Linked DNA regions of Mus musculus: region 2 is linked to region 1. A link is a loop called in an ENCODE intact Hi-C map of the cell type or tissue named here. Cell type or tissue: heart. All regions are shown on one strand.

Evidence for each region. Hi-C counts contacts between places; a loop is a spot of excess contacts. Peaks named below come from ENCODE experiments on the same cell type or tissue, not always from the same donor. Only the 100,000 strongest peaks of a DNase experiment are listed, where the experiment ranks them.
Region 2: a loop joins it to region 1, with 2.7 times the contacts of the local background. A loop is called at or near these places in 1 of 42 quality-filtered maps.

What each region holds. Positions count from the first base shown.
Region 1 is chr19:3,316,122-3,324,121 of GRCm38, reverse strand. It overlaps Cpt1a (carnitine palmitoyltransferase 1a, liver), which reads right to left and starts at 821. Exons shown (of 19, transcript NM_013495.2): 1 at 748-821. In heart, CTCF peaks have their summits at 1,654, 2,390, 3,102 (motif pointing left) and 7,520 (motif pointing left); DNase peaks (open chromatin) are centred at 61, 721, 1,361, 2,331 and 1 weaker place; H3K4me3 peaks cover 2,815 bases; H3K27ac peaks cover 2,720 bases.
Region 2 is chr19:3,682,042-3,690,041 of GRCm38, reverse strand. It overlaps Lrp5 (low density lipoprotein receptor-related protein 5), which reads left to right and starts at 3,478. Exons shown (of 23, transcript NM_008513.3): 1 at 3,478-3,687. The coding sequence starts at 3,600. It overlaps Gm36672 (a long non-coding RNA gene), which reads right to left and starts at 3,492. Exons shown (of 4, transcript XR_388279.4): 1 at 3,303-3,492; 2 at 1,232-1,387; 3 at 1,062-1,141. Gm36608 (predicted gene, 36608) reads left to right here. Exons shown (of 3, transcript NR_167751.1): 3 at 42-358. In heart, CTCF peaks have their summits at 2,754 (motif pointing right), 3,383, 4,175 and 5,493; DNase peaks (open chromatin) are centred at 2,201, 3,361, 4,231, 4,721 and 2 weaker places; H3K4me3 peaks cover 2,846 bases; H3K27ac peaks cover 4,204 bases.

The sequences.
Region 1 (8,000 bases):
AGGCCAAGTTCGCTCAGGCCAGGTCACGTGACGCCCCCACCCTCCCGGGCTCTGGTCCCGGCGCGACCTTGGGCAGTCTCTGACACCCACCTGCCCTTGAACCCCGGGCAAAACCGCGGTGAGGGGTGCAAAACACTTAAGTCTCTGCGCCAAGGGTGTGTCCCGAAGGCTATACTGCAGGGACCCGCACGAAGAGAGGGCACCGGCCACCTGCCAAGTCCCCTGTGCGAGCATCCTTCCTACTGCCGAGCCCGACCCTCACGGACCCCGAGAACCAATCCACCTGCAGAGTAGCGGGTGGAAAGAGCCTGGAGAACGCTCGGCGTCCACACTGGCCCCAAGCCACCCGCGGAGTGGGGAGTGAGCAGGGGTCAGAAAGGGAGTTGACACTCCTACTGGTCAGGGACCAAGGAGTCACGCCTAATCATAAGCATCTTTCACAGAGCAATGAAGACCCCAAACCCACGCGGTGAGTGAATCCACCGTGGGGCGGGACACCACGAGCCGAGGTCCCACGCGTCCCGAGTGGAGGCATTTTGCCCAGTCTGGGGACCAAGCATCTTTCCTCCCGTCCCGGGATCCCCCAGATCCGTCACTGCGCGGGGGAGGGAGTGCCCTCTGCTTCTCCAATGCGCGGCTCACGCGTACCCTACGGGCACAGTCTGGGTCTCCCTCCACACTCTTAAGAATGACACCCGCGCGCCCAGCCCAGGGCGGTGCCGCAGCGCTGCCCTCGCGGTGTCTTACCGAGTCTGCAGACGGCGGCGGCGGAATGAGCGAGCGGAGTCCGGGCCGGGGCGGGCGAGGCCAGGCTCACCGACGCGCGCCGCGGGTGATTGGCTGAGCCCAGCTGGGCTGCAGCGCGGGCAGGACGGGGCGGGGCCTGGACGGGGCGGGGCTGCGGGGAGGAGGTCAGTAAGGAAACTGAGGCTAAGTCCCGAGCTTGCCAACGGCAGACCTAGGACAACATTCCTTACCCTGAGAGCCTCAGTTTCTTCATATACAAAAGGGACCAACTCATTAAAGCCATGTCCAAAACAGCTCTTTGCACCATACTTGGCTTACACTCGCGGTTTACACTAATCCGCCCGTAAACTTCTCTGCAACCCTGCGGGAGTTATGCTGATTTTGCTCCAGACTTTTGGTTTGTTTGGTTGTTTGGTTGATTATTTTTTTTTTTAAAAAAGGGGAGTGGGACGCTTGGGGTGGTGTTGGGAAGAACGGCTTGTCTAACATCAGAGAATGAAGAAGTAAGCTCAGGTTCCAAGTTTGAGAACAGATGTTTGACATCCGGGGGCAGGTTGGCGCCAGAGGCCAACACACTCATAGTCTCCCTGGGATAAAATCGTCAGGGGGCGGGGGAACCCTCATCTGCGGAACAATTAGGGTGTGTGGGTAGCTCACAATGCCGTGCATTCCTTGCCTGTGTAAGGTCCTGGATTCAAGTCTCTGCGCCCAAAAGCAACGGAATCGAAGTACTCTTTGAACGCTGAGAACGAATAGGTGTCAATAGGGGAGTGATTGGAACCTCGGACAGAGTGGCTTCTGGAGGGGGATCGCTGGCAGCACACGGGGAACGAAGGTTGCAGGGTGAGTTGTGAACAGGGTGTAGAGAAGTCGGGCCAGACATGGCAAAGCACTCTACCCGCCAGATGGGGCGCCCTCCCAGGCTGCAGCTCCAGGCCCTGCGTGTAGCAAGCTCTCCATAAATGCGCTGAAGAAGGAAGAGTCGCAGCTCTGAGGTCAAGCACGCCTGGTCATGGAAGAGCCCTGTTTGCCTCCATCTTTCTCTGCCTTGCCGTGGAAGGGTTCCATAGAGAAAATGAAAGTTCCCCTTGATCCCGCCCCCAACTGTAGTTAACTGTTGCTGTATCTCATCTCCCCCTACACCTCTATTATTTAAAAGGACAGGCGATTGTTGGGTGTAACTTTGAGATTTTTAGTTTATGTGAAGGGACTCATAGAGAATCGGGGTCTTTCACTTGCCTTCATTGTTCTGACACACCCAAACGCCTTCCATCTTCTTAAGCATCCTTATCTGAGCACCTGTTCCTGAGCGTGGAAGCAGAGACCAGTGTGACATGTGGCTGGCACTGCAGAGGTGCTATCTGGAAACACTTTCTGCTGTCCCCCGGGCCTCATCGGCCTCGATGGCTCTAGTGTCACCTCTTGCTGCCCCCTACTTAAGGCTCCTTTTAAGTCCTGGACTGTTGGACTCACCTTAAATGCCCTTCCTTCTCTCCCTAGAACCCCAGTCCTAACCGGTCCCCTCCCCAAGGACACTTCCTCTTTTCTTGGCGTCCTGCTTTGCGTCCCTCTGGATTGGCCCTGTGCCCTGTCTGTCCAGGAGGCTCAGCGGCCTTGACAGCAGGCCCTCCCTGCCGGCCAGGAGGGACAGGAGCAGGGGCGGAGACAACATCAGAAGGAACTCTCAGACACCTCGTGCCTTGGGGAGGCACCATAATGAGCCAGAGCCGCCTGCACCTGGTTTTATCCTGTGGGGACCTCATTTTCCTTCCTCTACCCTCACCATAGCCCTTTTCCCAAGGACTGTAGCTCCCGGAGTGGCTATTAATAAAGAGCTTAACCTCCCCCTCGCCCCTCGGGGTGGGGATGGGGAAGCTTGGGGCATTAACCTAAACTCCCTGAGCGCTGAAAATATACCAGGAACTGGCACCAAGGCTAGAATAACCTTTCTCAAGCTCGCCTGTTTATTTTTCACATTCTTTCTCAGTTTCAATCCCATAGACTGTGCCAGCTGCTCACGATGGATACGTTTGCCCTGTGTGGTGGCTCACATCTGTAATTTCATTACTTGGGAGACTGAGGCAGGAGGATCATATATGAGTTGGAGACCAGCCTGGGTTACAGCGTGAGCCTGTCTCAAAAACCAAACCAAACCAAACCAAACCAAACCAAACCAAACCAAACCAAACCAAAACAAAACAAAACAAAACAAAACAAAAACAGAGTTGGAGGAAATTGCTCAGTAACTAAGTACGAATACTACTCTTGCCCAAGACCACAGTTTGGTTCCCGGCATCCAAGTCTCAATGTTCACAAACACCTATAACTCCAGCTCCTGGGGATCTTGCTCCCCCTTCTGGCCATCATGGGCACCTGCATTTATATGTTCATACATTCCCATACACATTATTTTTAATCTAAAAAACAAACCACAACTGGGGATGTGGCTCAGTATTACAGCGCTTGTCTAGCAGGCATGAAGTCCTAGATCCCATCCCCCACACCACATAAAGAGGGTATAATGATGCACACTTGTGATCCCAGCAAGAAGTTCAAATTGTCCTTGGCCACATATCAAGTTTGAGGACAATGGAAAGAATAAGATAAGCTGATTAATCGTAGGGTTGCATGCATGCTAGTCAGGTGCTCTGCCACGGAGCTACCACAGCCCTCGTTTTTTTGTTTGTTTGTTTGTTTGTTTTGTTTTGTTTTGGTTTGGTTTTTTTTTCAGTACTAGAGCTGGAAGCCAAGGTCTTATGTGTAGAAGGCCAAACAACATCCCAACCCTAACTATCCCACCTAATATATGTGACAGGGAATTTTCACAGCCCCCACTGTTTTGCCAAGAGGATGGCTGCTCCATGGTCATTCTCTCTAGCCTCCTTTCCGGTTGGCAGGACTCAATAGATATCTATCCAAAGTGCTTAAGACGTTTGGGGACTTGGCTATGAGACCTAGTTTTGAGGGAACTCTACTTCATACTAAAGAATGTTGTAATCACAGGAGGCAGTGTTTTCCCCTCCTCCTCCAAGCCTCAGGCCCCACTGAACTTGAACTTTGAGCCCCTGTACACGTTTTGAGTCAATATCGGAGGTAGTATTTGCTCAGCCAACGTCACCAGGTTTCATGAGGACAGTGGCATTGTCGCAAGGATAACAAACCCAAGGCTGCCAACGAGTGTGGGAAAAGAAACTTGGAGTCCATGAGGCTTCTTCTGTGTCCCGCTGTTCCCACCAGAGAGTGAAAATGTCCTGTGAAATGTACCCTGCCTGTCCCACTTTGGGGGCCACTCCACTGTTTTCTTCTGCCTTGCCTTCCCGAGCACCCAGTGAAAGGAAAGTTGGCAGTGTTTACTATCCCAGAGAAGAAACAATCGAAGCCACAAGACCAGGGCTAGGTGTGTCAGTGTGAGCCCCTCCTGGTCCCGTGTAAGCCTCAGTTTCCTACCCTAGGAAATGAAGTCAGGGCCAGAGACATGGCTCAGCAGGAAATGGTACACACACACACTCACGAACATACACAGATAAGGCTCCATGCACAAATGCTTGTGAACTACCATCTGGATGCTAGGAATACTTGAACTTGGGTCCTCGGCAAGAGTGTCCAGTGAGTGCTCCTGCCCCTCCACCCTACCATTCTTTGAGAAGTAGTGCATGTTGGTCTGGTACTCGTGACGTAGCCAAGAGTGACCTTGAACTCCTGATCACCTGCCACTACCTGCCCATACTGGGACTGCAGATGTGCTCCATTGTGCCAGGTCTGTGTGGTGCTGGAGACAATGGCCAGGATGTTGAGTACCCTACCAATTGAGCTACTCCCACAGATGTGCCACAGGCCAATTGAATGAGGCAATTCCCCTCATGTTATGTCCTCAGATAAGTCTGGGCTGTGCCCAGTTGATGCCTAGGTAGGTGACAGAGCCTCTGGGGGTAGAGGAAACAGGTGAGGCAAGAAGCTCTGTCATTAGGAGTTTTGTTTTTAAAATATCTATCTATTTATTTATTTATTCTTAAAGATTTTAAAGCTTTTTATCTGTGTTCACGGATGTGTGGGTGCCCTCAGGTTAGAAGAGGGCACTAGGTCTCAGGAGCTGGAGTTAGAGGTGGTTGTGAGCGGCTCTGTATAGATTCTGGGAACTGAACTCCGGTCTTCTGCTGAGGTTTACTGTGTGGCTGCCCTAGGCCTTTCATTTTTCATTTTTCTTGGGTGGAAAAATGAAAGGGCTGAAGACGAGGCTCAACAGTTATGGGCAGAGGCTGCTCTTGCTGAGGATCCAGCTCCTGGACTCTGTTTCACCTCCACTTGGTGGCTCTCAATCCTCTGTAACTTGAGTTATGAGGGACCGTATACCCTCTTCTGGCCTCTGAGGACACTAGGCACACAAATAGTGCACAGACATATATGAAGGCAAACAGATATACAGATATTAATTTTAAAAAGAAACAACAACAACAACAATAATGTTGGCATATTATTTAGCTATTTTATTGGGTTCTTATCTCTCTGCCTCCCTTCCAAACAGTTATTGTACGCTAATCCCTTCCAACATCAGATAGGAGAGAAGGAAGGTGAGAGGGGAAAGGAGGTGTGCACCTGTTTAGACCACTTCCTGCTGACTAGAGGCCTTGAGTTCCTTGGGGCGAGTTCAGTCCTCCTTGTCAGGATATCTCCAACTTCTCTTCTCTTTGCTTGTGACCCCAGACAAACTGCAACAAAAGCAACCAGGAGCAGCAGGGGGAGCAGCAGGGGAGCAGCAGGGGAGCAGCAGGGGAGCAGCAGGGGGAGCAGCAGGGGAGCAGCAGGGGAGCAGCAGGGGAGCAGGAGGAGCAGCAGGGGAGCAGCAGGGGAGCAGGAGGAGCAGCAGGGGAGCAGCAGGGGAGCAGGAGGAGCAGCAGGGGGAGTAGGGGGAGCAGCAGGGGAGCAGCAGGGGAGCAGGAGGAGCAGCAGGGGAGCAGCAGGGGAGCAGCAGGGGAGCAGCAGGGGAGCAGGAGGAGCAGCAGGGGGAGTAGGGGGAGCAGCAGGGGAGCAGCAGGGGAGCAGGAGGAGCAGCAGGGGGAGTAGGGGGAGCAGCAGGGGAGCAGCAGGGGAGCAGCAGGGGAGCAGCAGGGGAGCAGGAGGAGCAGCAGGGGGAGTAGGGGGAGCAGCAGGGGAACAGCAGGGGAGCAGCAGGGGGAGCAGCAGGGGAGCAGCAGGGGAGCAGGAGGAGCAGCAGGGGAGCAGCAGGGGAGCAGGGAGCAGCAGGGGAGCAGCAGGGGGAGCAGCAGGGGGAGCAGCAGGGGAGCAGGGGGAGCAGCAGGGGAGCAACAGGGAAGCAGCAGGGGAGCAGCAGGGGGAGCAGCAGGGGGAGCAGCAGGGGAGCAGGGGGAGCAGCAGAGGGCAGGGGGAGCAGCAGGGGGAGCAGCAGGGGAGCAGGGGGAGCAGGGGGAGCAGCAGCAGCCACAGCCCTCTGGGGACTCTCCCATGTATACCCTCTTCAGAGTTTCCCAAATGAAAATATCTGTGCTGGCAAAAATTACTGCCCTGCTAGTGCTGAGGCAAATCATAATCACCTGCTGTGAAGCAGCCTCTTATCCCAAACCTGGGGTTAAATAAACTAACAAAAACACAGGCACATAACATAACTTGACTTTTAAAGAAACCAACATTCTTGAGACACAGTAATAAATATTATCATCACCATCGTTATTATTAAGTAAAATTAAGTTAAAAGGCTGGGTTCGCAGGAGTGTTTCTTTAATTCTTGAACTCAAGAGGCAGAGGCACTTTCTCTCTCCACCAGCCAAGCAAGACGCCCAAAGAAAAGAAGGCCACGGGGAAGAAGGTGTCCTCGGCCCTAGCCGTCATCATTGTCGTCCAGAAACAGGACGCCAAAAAGGTGGTCAATCCTTTGTTTGAGAAAAGGCCCAAGAACTTTGGAATTGGTCAGGATATCCAGCCCAAAAGAGATCTAATACACTTTGTTAAATGGCCTGGCTACATCAAGCTGCAGTGGCAAAGAGCCATCCCCTATAAGTGTCTCAAAGCACCTCCTGCCATTAAGAAGTTCACCCAGGTGCTGGACAGGCAAACAGCTACTCAGCTGCTTAAGCTTGCCCACAGGTACAGGCCAGAGACAAAGCAAGAGAAGAAGCAAAGGCTACTGGCCCGTGCTGAGAAGAAAGCTGCAGGCAAAGGCGACGTCCCAACTAAGAGACCACCTGTTCTCCTAGCAGGAGTCAATACAGTCACCACCTTGGTGAAGAACAAGAAGGCTCAGCTGGTGGTGATTGCCCATGACGTAGACCCCACTGAGCTGGTGGTTTTCCTGCCTGTCCTGTGTCGAAAGATGGGGGTGCCCTACTGCATCATCCAGGGAAAGGCCAGACTGGGATGCCTGGTCCACAGGAAGACATGCACCACTGTTGCCTTCACACAGGGTAACTCGGAAGACAAGGGTGTTTTGGCTAAGCTGGTGGGAGCTATTAGGACCAATTATAATGACAGATATGATGAGATCCGTCGCCACAGGGAGGCAACGTCCTGGGTCCTAAGTCTGTGGCTCGCATTGCCAAGCTGGAAAAGCAAAGGCTAAAGAACTCGCCACTACACTGGGTTAAATGTACACTAAGTTTTCTGTACATAAATATAATTACAAAATTTAAAAACAAACAAACAAAGAAACAAACAAATGGGCTAGTGAGATGGCTCAGTGGCTAAAAGCACTGGCTGCTCTTCCAGAGGTTCTGAGTTCAATCCCCAGCAACCACATGGTGGCTCACAGCCATCTATAGGGGGGATCTGATGCCCTCTTCAGGCAGGCAGATATATATGCATCGGAGCGCTCATACATTAAATAAATAAAATTTTAAAAAAAGAAAAAGAAGAGAGAGAGAGAGAGAGAGAGAGAGAGAGAGAGAGGCATAGGTAGGCAGATCTTTGTGAGTTTCAGGCCAACCAAGCCCATTTAGACCCTGGGTATAGGGGTTGGAGGGAGAAGGAGAAAGAACAAGCACAGATCGCTGCCACACAGCTTAAATAGCAATAAATTAATGCAGCTTCAGACTAATATTTTTATTTTAAAATAATTTTAAGAGGGGGGAATGAAGACATATTAGGGTAGAAGTAAGATTTTTAATGGGCTGAAGAGTGAGGGGCAGGCAAAGCAAGAGTGCTGCAGCACAGTGCATGTGTAATCCCAGTCGTTGGGAGGCAGAGGCTGGAGGGTCATGGGTTCAAGGCCAGCTCAAGCTTTATTAACTACACCTTGTCTCAAA
Region 2 (8,000 bases), 370 kb before region 1:
CAGATTCACTTGGTCCCTCTCTGCCACAATATGCAATAAAGGCTGAGAGTCTGTCACAGAGGAGCAGGGCCAACCTGCAAAGAAGACTCAGACCACACAGCCGTCTAGAAGAAGCAGAAACCAGCTGAGCTATCTGGAAGAGCTTTAGACCAACTGAGACACTGAGGAGGACACTCTCCAGCCTGTTGAGCTGCCTGCAGGCTGTGCAGTGTGCTACAAGTTCCCAGCGTTGTGAGCTGTCACCCATGCTGGGGTGGGCCTCCGGGATGCAGCTGTCTTTGAGTCATTTCTGCTCCGATAAGTAACCCCTCACCCATATTCTTCCAAGTAACCCCAATAAAACTCATGGCTTACCAAGTTGGACTTTGGTGGTATCTGTGCCTTGGTCTGTTGTGGGCTCCCTGTCTGGGTTGAGTAGATGTGTGTTGTATCTCTCCAGGAAATATTTTGTCCCACAACAGTGTGTGCTGATGCAGTGGTATCCATATGGCAGTCAGAGGACAACCTGTGTGGATCAGTCTTCTTCCCCTACTACAGGTCATCCATCAGGCCTGGTGGCAAGTACCCACCATCTGAGCCATCTCACTGGTATGCCATTTTCAAATTTGGAACGCAGCTATGAACTATGAAGCACCCCAGTGTTCCCCTTCTGTTCTCTATAGCTAGCCTCCCCATCTAGGGCTCCCCACCTGCACCTCAGATGCCTCTGCTGACATCCTAGAGACCTGCCATCCTCGTGCTGTTCCTAGAGACTTGCAGTCTGTGGGTCAGAAACAATGGACAGAAAATAGGGCAAGGGGCTGGTGAGATGGCTCAGTGGGTAAGAGCACCCGACTGCTCTTCCGAAGGTCCAGGGTTCAAATCCCAGCAACCACATGGTGGCTCACAACCATCTGTAACAAGATCTGACTCCCTCTTCTGGTGTGTCTGAGGACAGCTACAGTGTACTTACATATAATAATAAATAAATCTTTAAAAAAAAAAAAAAAAAGAAAATAGGGCAAGTGTGTGGGTGCCCAGGCTTGGGCTTAATGTGACTTCTGTGCAGGGCTAGTGCTCACCAGAGAGGACAGGCTGGTCCTTGGGAGCCTGAAGCACGCGGTGGGACAGAGGCTGTGAACTCCAGGGGATTCTGCTGGTGCTGTAGAGTACAAGATGGAATGGAAGGAAGGTCAGCTCCGAGGGAGTCTGCAGTCTGGCGCTTGGGCTTGGAGGTAGGATGGAGACTGACCCAAGGTTTAGAGCAGCTCAGCCCAGGGTGAGGTGAAGGTGCCGTTTCCCATCCTGTCTGGTATTAAGGCTCTCCCTCTGTACCACCTCTTCCCACGTGGGCCAGCATTTCTTCCCTTTTCACAGTCTCAGCCCTGTCCAGCACTCAGGGTGCTTCCTTAATGAAAGAAAATCAGATCTTTACTTCTGTTGCTCATTTAACAAATTTTTTTTTGTTTTTGTTTTTGTTTTTGGAGACAGGGCTTCTCTGTGTAGCCCTGGCTGTCCTGGAACTCACTTTGTAGACCAGGCTGGCCTCGAACTCAGAAATCTGCCTGCCTTTGCCTCCTGAGTGCTGGGATTAAAGGCGTGAGCCACCATGCCCCGCCTAATTTTTTTTTTTTTTTTAATTGGGCACCTACTATGTGCTGGGTCCTGGCCTAGACACAGAAAACAAAACAGACAAATCTTGGCATTTCTGCTGTAATGGAAGGAAAAGAAAGCAAACATACACCCTGCTAGGTGATAGGAACTGTCAGCTAGGGCGGCTTAGAGAGTGGAGAGGCAGTATGGTTTTCAAGAACTAAGTGGGATAAGAGTCCCAGCAATGAGGCCCTCCCCCAGGCAAGACAGTGCCCATCTCTGCAAGGGGCCATTACAGTTGCAGCCCATAAGATGGAGTTGAGAAGTAACGGAGGTGTGGCTAGGCCAGGCCGTGTGAGCCCAAGGCTTCAGCTTCCTCTCTGACCGGTGGGAGGAGTGGTGAGGTCTGGCTTATTTAACAAGCTCCCTGGCTGCAGGGAGAGGAGGCCTCAGAAAAATCAAGGCTGAAAGAGGAAGGCCTTGGGGGATGGGTGAGAGTGGGGCTAGAGAAGGGGGTTGTGCTCTTGGCTCTGTGTTGAAGGTGGAGGGGGGATGGGGGTTGGGCTTGGGTGAGAAGGAACCAGCAAGGACACTAGCTGCTCTAGTCCCCAGTCCCCTGACTGCCCCTGAGACCTCCTGACTCCTCTTCCGGTCAGAGACTGGATACAGCCACCCCAGGAGACTGCTCTTCCTGAACCACTGGCCTGCTTCCGCATTGAAATCTCTGCCCTGACCCTTGGAACCCTGGTGTGGGTCCCCTCCCCCTACTAGCTGGTCCCTGGTCTTCATGTTTTCCTATTAGAAGACAAGTTTGGGGAGTCAGTTCTCTTTTCTTCTGCGATCCTAGGGTTGAACTTAGGTCAACGGGAGCCATCTTGCTGGCCAGCCTTGACCTGCCTTTTGCTCCTTCTGTTTATCAGGTCCGGTTTATGCAGCGCTGGGAGAGCTGTGCACACTAGGGAACCAAGGGCTCTATCAACTCTTTTTAAACAGGGTCTCGCAGGTAGCCCAGGCTGGCCTCAAACTCATGGCAAGCCTCCTGCCTCAATCTCCCGAGGCTGGACACCATGTCAGACTTATAAGTAAAGTCATACACACTTGAGCGCCATGTCACTTTCCCGGCTACTCACTCCTTTGTTTGGGCTCTTATTTTTGTCTCTTCCTAGCATAAACCACAGGAGGGCAGAGGCACCCTCCTGACCACCTCAGCTTCTGTCCTTCCTCTCTACCTTGCAAGGTGGACACTGCCATTAGCTTACTTTCTAAGGACATGAAATGATTTCACCTACACCTGCCTGCCCAAGGTGTGAGGTTCTAGAAAGCACTGCCGGAGAGAGAAGGCTCAGCAGTTAGAAGCACTTACTGCTCTTTTAGAGACCTGGGTTTGGTTCCCTGCAGTCACCTGGTGGCTCACACCTCTAACTCCAGTCCCAGGGGACCCCCACACCCTATTCTGGTTTCCTTCCCGCATGTGGTGCACATACATGCGTGCAAACACTCATACACATACAACAAAAAGTAAATCTAAAAGTAAAAGCCCCCAGTTCCTCCAGCAGTATCCGCTTTTGCGCCTGTTCCCGCGTGCATCCCAAGTGGGGCGGTATGTCTCTGGGCCAGGTGGCTACAGTTGTGGTGAAAGAGCCCAAAGCTGGCTTCGGAGACCTTTGGCTTCCAGCCCTGAGGCCTCCTGACTGTGTGGGTCATGCTTCCACGTGCCTCAGTTTCCTCACCTGTCAGTACAGAGACTTGGCAGGTGACCCACCTGCTTGCCCGGCCTCTCCTGTCGCGGGCCCGGAGAGACCCGCCTGCCCGGCTCCCGGGCGCCCGCAGGAGGGCGCGGCTTGGCGGGGGGCGCGGGCGGCGCGGGGGGCGGAGACCGGCTCGGCTTCCGCTCCCTCCTCCCGCGTCGTCTTGGGCCGCGGCGCCCGAGGCGGGAGCAAGAGGCGCCGGGAGCCGCGAGGATCCACCGCCGCCGCGCGCGCCATGGAGCCCGAGTGAGCGCGCGGCGCTCCCGGCCGCCGGACGACATGGAAACGGCGCCGACCCGGGCCCCTCCGCCGCCGCCGCCGCCGCTGCTGCTGCTGGTGCTGTACTGCAGCTTGGTCCCCGCCGCGGGTAAGGTGGGCGCGGGGGACAATGGCCGGGGCCGCAAGCAGCCACTTTGCAAGTTGCGGACGAGTTGGAGCGCGCTCCGGGGGACCACGCGCCGGGGGACCTCGCGCGGGCCCTTTGTCTCTCCCGCCGGGGCCCCTCCCTGGGGACCGAGCCCGCCAGGTGCGGCGCGGGCGGGCCCTCACCTGCCCAAGGCTCGGGACGCCGGGCGCGCTCAGGAGTGCGCCCACGGGCATCGCGATGGCCCGGGACAGGCCTGGCCTATCGCGAACTACTGGGAAAACTTTTCGCGAGCCTGCTTGCGGCGGCCGGCCTACCGAGCCCTGGGAAGTGCCAGAAGTTGCTAGCTAGGAAGTTCGGAGAGCCCTGCGCGGGGCGGCCTGGCCCTGGGCTGCTGTCGCTTTGACCTGCGTGGGCTGTCAGCCTTCCAAACCGACTGACACCTGCCAGGTGTCCCCGTGACCCCAGTGACCCATCTGACCGCTCGGGCCCCCAAGCGGTGGCCAGGCACCCAGCCCCGCTGACCAGTGCCCAGCCCCGAGATCGGTTGCGTGGGTGCCTTGGTGTGGGGAGGTATGGTTCTGCCTCAGTTGGACCCACCTTTAGGGAAGTGGCCCGCTCGGGAACTTTCTAACTTTTTTTTGGTGTGTCCTGAGGGGTGGAGCTGAGGTCAGGAGGACTCTCGAGAAACGAAGCAGTTGGAAACGCTACACATGTTCTTTTAATTCGGAGATTGCCATGTGGTTTTTAAAGCAAGGCTCTTGCCACCTAAATCATTGTTTTCGGGTGTTTGTGTTTTGTTTTTCTGGAGTGTGGCTGTCCAAGGGTCCGGCAGATACTCTTGAACTCCCGGGTGGTGGTGATGGCAGTTTGGGGCGGGGTAGGGGACAACCTCAGGTCCCTTTGTCTGGGCCTTATTAAGGCGAACAGCTGTCCCCCTGTGTATTTCCAGGGTAGACACTTGAGGGAGGTGGCTGGGCCTGGCTCTGTGCTCAGATTCCCTGGGCTGCAGTCTCTTCCACCTATGTTTGGGGGGAGGGGTCGAGGGGAGCTGGCTTCATCCAGTCTTGGAGCTCTCAAGCTCAGCCAGAGGGCTCTTGGGGAGTCTCCCCCTAAATTTGTCTCCCTCGGGATCATGTTTACATTTTCAGGCCATCTCTGGTGTTAGCAAAACAAGGCGAAGACAAAACTGTGACAGGCTGTGGGAAGTCCAGGCCAGTTCTACTCTTCCCGGAAATGCCTGGGTCGTGACTGCAGAAGGGGTATGGGGCAGCTATTTGTTTTAAAGGTGGGGTTTGTAAGCCGACTTTCCTGTCCTAGGTAGGATTGACATTACTCTGGGATCCCCTAGCCTGTCATCTGGTATCCCAAATTGAACATCTTTATAGTTTGGTGGTGTGTGCGGCAAAAATAGAGTCGATTATTTTAACATTAGGAAGCCAGGCCCCAGGAGTACCAGCTGATGGGGTAGTCCAGGCCTAAAATGGAAGCAAAGAGAAGAATCTTCCTGAAGCTCTTATTTGAGTGTTTTTGGCTGTGCGACCCCCAAATGTCTGTCTGAGATTCTTGCTTTGGGAGTCTGGAGAGAAGGGAGTGAGTGGGCAGCTAATTATTTTTCCTGATTGCTTCCTGTTGCAAATTGAAGCTGTGAGCCCACAGAAAAGCCTTTGTTCTAGTGGTCCCTGAATTCCCCATTCTGGAAGCCCTAGGCTTTCCTTCTCACCGCCTAAAGCACTCACTTGTCCCTGGACCAGCCTAGCCTGTCTGGCCCCCTGGAGGAGGTTCCTGCAGTTGTGGGCTGTCTACCCCTGGGAGGGCCCAGCCAGCACATGTTGGGTTATATTGGGTTAAATGCTGAGCAGAGTCCCCTCTGTGCAAGAAATTACCCAGGCAACCTGTTTGTCCTAAGCTTCTCTGGGGAAAGCCACCTCCTGGCCCCAACATAGTTGGAACCCTTTTTATTTTGACTACACAGTGTCATTACTCAGGCATCTAGCAGAATTTGCACAGGGGTGTGGGGGTGGGGTACAGCCAGGTGAGGACTCTGTCACCTGCTTTGCAAGTGGGTGCCCCAGGGTTGGAGCAGGAGGTGATCATCTGACCAAGGTGTTTTGTTTTGTTTTTGAGGCATAGTTTCTCTGTGTAGCTCTAGTTGTCTTGGAACTCCCTTTGTAGACCAGGCTGGCCTCCAACACAAAGATCCACCTGCCTGTGCTTCCTGAGTGATGGATTAAAGGCATGGGCTACCACCACCCAGCTCTATAGGGTTTTCATGTCCAGTTGCTGTTTGTCTTTGGGAGGCTTACATAGCCTCTCTGTGCTGAGTCCTCTCTTCTCTTATATCGTTCGGTGGGAAGCATTTGGTACATGCAGCCCAGGTCTGGGGTAGTGGTGGCAGAGCTTTGAGGACAGTTGTGTGTCATGGCCTTTGATCTGGCCTGGGAATTCTGGAGCTGTTGTTACATGGTTTGGGTTTTTTTTTTTTCCTTTTTGTATGTTCATATGTGTGCATGCCTGTGCATGTAAAGGTCAGAGGTCAGCCTTCAGTGGTTTTCCTCAGGAGTCGTCATGTGCATATGGAAATTAAAGGTCAACCCGGGGAAGTGCTTCTCAAGAACCATCTACCTTGTTCTTTGAGACAAGGTCTCTCACTGGAACTTGGGTCTCACTGATTGATAAACCTCTGTGACTGGCTCTTTACCTGAGTACTGGGTGTGTGTCCCGCTTGATAGCACACACTTTCCCAGCTGAGCTGTCTTCTCAGGTCTGGGCTTTTCTTCTGTGTTGTGATCTTGGCTACCAAGTGGCTGATGGCTTTACCTCTGCAGCCACAGATGAGGATGGGGAAATAATGCCACATGGGCAGGGCCCTGGGGCCCACAGCCGAGTGCCAGCCTTGCCACTTAATGTGGGGAGGTAGGCAGATGACTCCATCTTGCTTCTCCCCTTAGCAACATGGTCATGAAAATCCTTTCTGCCACTAATTTAGTGACTTCTTAATGGAGTCATGGCTGCCATTATGTACCCGTTTTTCTGGTGACTGGTGCCAGGTTAGGCTTTCTAAGGACAGTGTGGCATACAGACAGTCTCTGTGCCTGGTGTCATGGGGATGGGCATGTTGGGGACAGGGGCTATGGGCGAAATGAATCCTGGGCACATAGACCAGAGAGGTTCCAGTCTACTGTGAGAGGTCAGCTTGTGCTGTGTGACCTAGAGGCTAGGAAGCCTCTGGGGAGATTGAACAAGGACGGGAGGACACGCAACCTGGAGTCAGTCAGGGAGTCTGAGGTGAACAGTGTGGAGCTGGGGTTATTATTATTATTACTTTTATTACTACTACTATTGGTTACTTTTTTAAAATTTGAGAACAGAGTTGACAGTAACTGTGTTCGGCTTGAAACTAGATGTGTAGACTAGGGTGACCTTGAACTACTCACAAAGATCTTCCTGCCTCTGCCTCTGCCTCTCGAGCACTGGGATTAAAGATGTGTGCCACCATACTTGGCTCTGGAACTGATTTTTTTTTTTAAAAGACTTGTTTGTATTTTAAGTTATGTGTGCACGTGTGTGAGTGCAGTTTACCACTGGGGTTCAGAAGAGGGCATCGATCCCCTGGAACTAGAAGTACAAGCCATTGTGAGGTGCCCAGGTACATGCTGGGACCACACTCAGGTCCTCCGCCAGAGCAGAAACTATGGGAGCAGCAGCTGGGTTCACTGTCATCTAAGATTCACGAGGTGGAGGCCGGAGGGGCCCCAGCTCAAGGTCAGCCCTCTCCCATCAACCAAGAAATAAAAATTAAAAATTGGGATTAAAGGTCCTGGAGAGATGGCTTAGTGGTTAAAAACACTTAACCTGGTCTTATTAGAGGACCAGGGTTCAGTTCCCAGCATGCACGTGGCAGCTCACAACCATTTGTAGCTTCAGTCCCAGGTGATCCATCACCCCATCACCCCTCTGTGGCACATAAATAGGTAAACTGTGCATACACATGAAATAAAAGCAAATCTTACAAATGTTGGGGTTGGAGCTTACACCTAGGAGTTAACAGCTCTCCCAAGCATGCCGGGCCCAGGCACTGGACTTATGTGGATTACAGTCATTATTATAAAACCTTTTCATTGTTCCAAAGCAAACCCCATTTTTATTGAACAGTGGTTTCCCATCTCTTTACTACAGTTTTTGTTTTGTGTCTGGGATCTGCCTGTTCTGGGCACTTTTGGAGGGTGGTAGGAGTGATGGTATCTTTCTGTGTTGCCTAGGCTGGCCTTGAACTCCTGGGCTCAAGTGATTCCCCCTGCCTCAGCCTCCTGGGT